2 separate regions of the Homo sapiens genome follow, and region 1 is linked to region 2. A link is an interaction called in ENCODE POLR2A ChIA-PET data of the cell type or tissue named here. Cell type or tissue: A673. All regions are shown on one strand. Each heading gives the region's core, and the rest is flanking DNA. Links, peaks and the distances in the headings are about the cores only. Region 1 overlaps LINC02576 (long intergenic non-protein coding RNA 2576). Region 2 overlaps RAB1A (RAB1A, member RAS oncogene family).

Region 1 (2,918 bases), core at 241-2,740, 53 kb after region 2:
GTGGTTGGGAGGTAAAGAAGAGTGTAGAGTAACTCCTCAGTTGCTGGTTTGATTATTGAGTTGTGGTGATGGGGGAGGGATGGCAATCAGGAGGTCAGCGGCCAGAGGCCACCCAGCATCTCTGGGTCTAAAAGGCAAATTCCAACAGAAGTTTAATTGGCTTCCTTTGAGTCAGACGCTTACCTGGTTCATTAGCTAGGCTGAGGTTGGGGGAGCACACAGGGATGGGTATGCTAGGTAGGGCCTGCCTAAACTTGCTAGCAGCCTACAAGAATGGAGAAAAGAAGCATGTGAATAACTAGAATCCAGAGAATTTTAAGGCCTGGGGCAGATGCCTTCTGGGGTGCCATCCCAGCCCCCCAGTCATTTCCCTTTCTCTAGAACCTGTTCCACCCACCCCAGGGTAGGGACCAGCCGCAGTAGATGGCAGGCAGAAAGAGATTCTGCTATAAAACACCATACACATAAAAGAAAGAACAGCAACAAATGGACAAAGATGGAGTATGGTTTTGTGCCCAAAGAATTTACAACCCCAAAATGAGTTTCGTGATATGCCTGCTTTGATTTCTCATTTATTCCAAGTTATCATTTATATTGTTAATCTATACAGTTTTCTCCCCCCACGTATTAGACAGCTTTTAAAAATGGTTTTCAAGGCTGGGTACTGTGGCTCTTGCCTATAATCCCAGCATTTTGAGAGGCTGAGGCAGGTGGATCATTCGAGGTTAGGAGTTCGAGACCAGCCTGGCCAACATGGTGAAACCCCACCTCTACTAAAAATACAAAAATTAGCCAGGCGTGATGGCATGTGCCTGTAATCCCAGCTACTCGGGAGGCTGAAGCAGGAGAATCGCTTGAACCCAGGAGGTTAGAGTGAGCAGAGATTGCACCACTGCACTCCAGCCTGGGTGACAGAGAGAGACTGTCTCAAAAAAAAAAAAATGGTTTTCAAGTTACTTCGTGTGTATTTAAGTTTTTTGCCTACTTGATAAGCCCTCTGTTGGAAACTTCTCTGCAACCCTTGTTTATGAACCAGACAGGGCTGTGAGTATTCTGGTATACTGATGTCTACTCATTTACTGGTGTAAATTATTTCTCTGCCTCTATGCTAACTAGAGATATAGATATATATATATATGAATAATGAATATATAAAATTTATCAGTTTTCTCCCTCTATCTTAAAAGATTATTCACTGGGCTGGGCACGGTGGCTCATGCTGGTAATCCCAGCACTTTGGGTGGCTGAGGCGGGCAGATCACTTAAAGTCAGGAGTTTGAGACCAGCCCGGCCAACATGGTGAAACCTCGTCTCCACTAAAAATACAAAAAATTAGCTGCGTGTGATGGTGAGCGCCTATAATCCCAGCTACTCGGGAGGCTGAGGCAGGAGAATCACTTGAACCCGGGAGGCAGAGGTTGCAGTGAGCCAAGATCGCGCCATTGCATTCCAGACTGGGGGACAAGAGCGAGACTTTGTCTCAAAAAGAAAAAAAAAAGAAGATAGTCTGGATGTAAGTAATTATTCAGGCAATTTAAAATGACCCCTTGAAATTAAATGCCACTTGTTTTGATTAGACTTTTTTCTAAAATGTCTGACATCATTCTGTGCCATAGGAAATTGAGTTAGTAACATCTTAACTTTTTCTGTTCTTTTAATTTTCCGACTCAGTCATTGTTATGAAACCCCAGGCACTGTCGTGGCTGTACTCCAGCCTTGGGGGCTATTTGATTTTCTGGTGTTATTAGTGCTAATTCGAGAGCTCAGAGGCTTTTATTCTTTTCTAGCTGGCGATCATTCTGTTTCCTTCCATCTTGCTGCGGTCAGCATGTCTGCTTCCTCCCTTCCCATGGAATTATGATCTGTTCTCAGCTCTCCCTGTACCCCTCTCACAGCCTAACAGGGTGCCCTGTACAAGTAGGCACTCAATAACCATTTCTTCCATTGGATTAAACCCAGGAAGACTGGAAGTTTGCCAGAGGAAACAAAATAATTAAGCTTGTTAACTCATTAACTTTAATTTTAGACACATCCCTTAAGCTCCTGAGTATAGTATGGGAAATCATACCTGAGTTCCAAATGGTTGAGGTTGTCAGGGATCTTGGCTGCTGAATTAAGCGGGGTGTATGGCTCTATTATACATGAAAATATGTCTTTGCAGGCACACATAATTGCTGCTAATTTGTACCACAGGAAGAATAAAAGTAGCAAATTGATAAAGAAGACCTATTTCTACTTCTATAATGAAGGCTACTTACCCCCCATACATGTACAACTATTATATATCAATTTAAAAGACAATAGCCCTTGATTACCTTAAGTACAACCCCTACCTTCACTGTAGTATACCAGGATATAAAAGTATTGTCAAGGCCAGGCACAGTGGCTCACGCCTGTAATCCTAGCACTTTGGGAGGCTGAGGTGAGGGGTGTGAGTGGATCACCTGAGGTCAGGAGTTTGAGAGCAGCCTGGCCAACAATGGCAAACCCCGTCTCTACTAAAAATACAAAAAATAGCCAGGCATGGTGGTGCATGCCTGTAAACCCAGCTACTTGGGAGGCTGAGGCAGGAGAATTGCTTGAATCTGGGAGGCAGAGATTGCAGTGAGCCGAGATTATGCCACTGCACTCCAGCCTGGGTGACAGAGCGAGACTCCATCTCAAAAAAAAAAAAAGAAAAAAAAGGATTGTTTATGAAATTCAAAGCTATTTGCTGAAATACAAGCACATTTTTATAAACGAAGGTGACATATTTAAAACACAGAAACAGGTAAATTGGGTGGAAGCAAAATTGACCCATAATTTTATTGGTCTTTCCTACTGACACATTTTAACTATGTTACAAAAACTACTGAAGTTGAACTGTGAGATACATCTTAAGTGCATCCTTAGTGGGCAGTTAATTATTTCTCACTAAA
Region 2 (2,901 bases), core at 402-2,901:
AGACATTTGTTTTCCTGTAATAAATAAAAGATTAGTAATTAGTTTTACGTTTGCTTTCAAGGGATTCTGGTTGTATTTATTGTCAACTAAATAACTTTGATCAAATAGCCAAGACTCTAACATATAGGCAAGAGTTTGTAGGGAATCGTGAGTTGCTTGGCTTATACTGTGTTCTTGGTGTTAAGTATTAACAGGAATATGGCCTGGTAATTAGAACTTGTCCATCAGAATTGCCAAAAGTGGGATTCGGGGGTCTCTGCCTATGGAGGATGTGGTTCAGAAATAAAGAATTTGAATAGGATAAGCTGTAGGAGGATCTTAGTATGAGAATGAGTATCTGAAGATTAGCTGTGAGAGAGGGCAGAGCGATGGAGGGAACAATGTGGGACAGTGTGAAGCATGTGATCCAGGGGCCATAACTTTTTTTGTTACTATTTTTTTAAATCAGAAACTTAGATTTCAGTGTCCTTTCTATCAAAGAAAAGGACAAAAGATAAACGTTCAAAATTGGAATTTATTTTTCTTTTGGCAAATGTTAAATCTCACCTCTAATGAGAAATCATAGCTAATTAGGAGATAACTTACATGTAAGCATTTAGATTCAGTGCCATTAGAAGTGCTGGGTGGGTGATATCTGCAGGAGAAAAAAATGATGCTAGTTTAAAAAATCTCTACTATTACCGTGAAATATTTTTAAATGAAAACTTTCGTCCTCTAAATATGACTGTGGAAAAGAAAATGAGTATATTTAATAACATCTTTTGACATCTCTAGTAGTAACAGTAGGTCATCTTATTCATAAACCAAAATTTTACCAAATTTCAGGCCAGGCGCAGTGGCTCACGCCTGTAATCCCAGAACTTTGGGAGGCCGAGGCGGGCGGATCACCTGAGGTCAGGAGTTAGAGACTAGCCTCGCCAACATGGCAAAATCCCATCTCTAGTAAAAATACAAAAATTAGCCAGGCGTGGGGGCCCGTGCCTGTAATCCTAGCCACTTGGGAGGCTGAGACAGGAGAATCGCTTGAACCCAGCGGGCAGAGGTTGCAGTGAGCCGAGATCGCGCCATTGCACTCCAGCCTGGATGACAGAACAAGACTTTGTCTCAAAAAAAAAAAAAAAAAATTAATCAAATTTCAAAACCAGGTTTTGTAGTACATTTAAATTGCATATTCCAAAGCAGTTGGGTTTGCCTGCGTTGCAGTTTAATATTAAGCTATACTTCCCTTTCAAATAAGGTATTTTCATCGTTAAGCCTGTAAATTCTAGTTTGTCATTGTTTAGATATTTATAGTCATTTTAATATATCTGTTTACGGCCAGCTGCAATGGCTAACACCTGTAAACTCAGCACTTTTTGAGGCCAAGGTGGGCCGATTGAGCTCAGGAGTTCGAGACCAGCCTGGGCAACATAGTGAAACTCCATCTATACAAAAAATCCAAAAAAAAAAAGACAGGTGTGGTGGCATGTGCCTGTAGTCCCAGCTATCCCGGAGGCGGAGGCGGGAGGATGGCTTGAGCTTGGGAGGTCGAGGGTGCAGTGAGCTGTGATTGTGCCACTGCACTCCGGCCTAGGTGACAGAGCAAGACCCTGTCTCAAAAAAAAAAATCTCTTCACTCCTTAGCAGTGGTTATTTTGTAGCTAGAGTTGTCTCACTAGCTCTTTGTTATTTGTCTGTTAGGTCAGGAACGATGTTTCTGTTTATTCCAGAACTATATTATCGAACTATATTATCAGTCTTTCAAATGTCTTTTTAGGAGTCCTTCAATAATGTTAAACAGTGGCTGCAGGAAATAGATCGTTATGCCAGTGAAAATGTCAACAAATTGTTGGTAGGGAACAAATGTGATCTGACCACAAAGAAAGTAGTAGACTACACAACAGCGAAGGTATGTTTAAAGTTTAATTTTCATACTGAATTTGAAGGTGTTGAATTATGTATGGGTTCTGCAGTAACAGTAAGGCCACAGCCTTTTAAAAATATGTGCACTAGAATACTGTGACAGTGACAATTTGTGTAGCATCTGTTTGGATCCAATGAACTTAGTTCCTCACGCTCCATTATGGATGGTAGAAATGCACTAAGAATTAGTGAAAAAGATTTTTCAGTGTTAATTGTGCCTCATTATTCTCTTAGGAATTTGCTGATTCCCTTGGAATTCCGTTTTTGGAAACCAGTGCTAAGAATGCAACGAATGTAGAACAGTCTTTCATGACGATGGCAGCTGAGATTAAAAAGCGAATGGGTCCCGGAGCAACAGCTGGTGGTGCTGAGAAGTCCAATGTTAAAATTCAGAGCACTCCAGTCAAGCAGTCAGGTGGAGGTTGCTGCTAAAATTTGCCTCCATCCTTTTCTCACAGCAATGAATTTGCAATCTGAACCCAAGTGAAAAAACAAAATTGCCTGAATTGTACTGTATGTAGCTGCACTACAACAGATTCTTACCGTCTCCACAAAGGTCAGAGATTGTAAATGGTCAATACTGACTTTTTTTTTATTCCCTTGACTCAAGACAGCTAACTTCATTTTCAGAACTGTTTTAAACCTTTGTGTGCTGGTTTATAAAATAATGTGTGTAATCCTTGTTGCTTTCCTGATACCAGACTGTTTCCCGTGGTTGGTTAGAATATATTTTGTTTTGATGTTTATATTGGCATGTTTAGATGTCAGGTTTAGTCTTCTGAAGATGAAGTTCAGCCATTTTGTATCAAACAGCACAAGCAGTGTCTGTCACTTTCCATGCATAAAGTTTAGTGAGATGTTATATGTAAGATCTGATTTGCTAGTTCTTCCTTGTAGAGTTATAAATGGAAAGATTACACTATCTGATTAATAGTTTCTTCATACTCTGCATATAATTTGTGGCTGCAGAATATTGTAATTTGTTGCACACTATGTAAC

Evidence for each region. Peaks named below come from ENCODE experiments on the same cell type or tissue, not always from the same donor. Only the 100,000 strongest peaks of a DNase experiment are listed, where the experiment ranks them.
Region 1: POLR2A ChIA-PET joins it to region 2 with 8 read pairs; 3 of 35 experiments call an interaction of 5 or more read pairs at or near these places.

Annotation. Positions count from the first base shown.
Region 1 is chr2:65,034,612-65,037,529 of GRCh38, reverse strand. The region is part of intron 2 of LINC02576 (long intergenic non-protein coding RNA 2576); the gene reads right to left. Among named protein-coding and RNA genes, the nearest start is that of LINC02576, 5.3 kb to the right of the region's middle. In A673, for the core only: no CTCF peak of the experiment used is centred there; a DNase peak (open chromatin) is centred at 1,759.
Region 2 is chr2:65,087,926-65,090,826 of GRCh38, reverse strand. RAB1A (RAB1A, member RAS oncogene family) reads left to right here. Exons shown (of 6, transcript NM_004161.5): 5 at 1,757-1,888; 6 at 2,137-2,901. The coding sequence ends at 2,334. Among named protein-coding and RNA genes, the nearest start is that of CEP68, 33 kb to the right of the region's middle. In A673, for the core only: no CTCF peak of the experiment used is centred there; no DNase peak of the experiment used is centred there.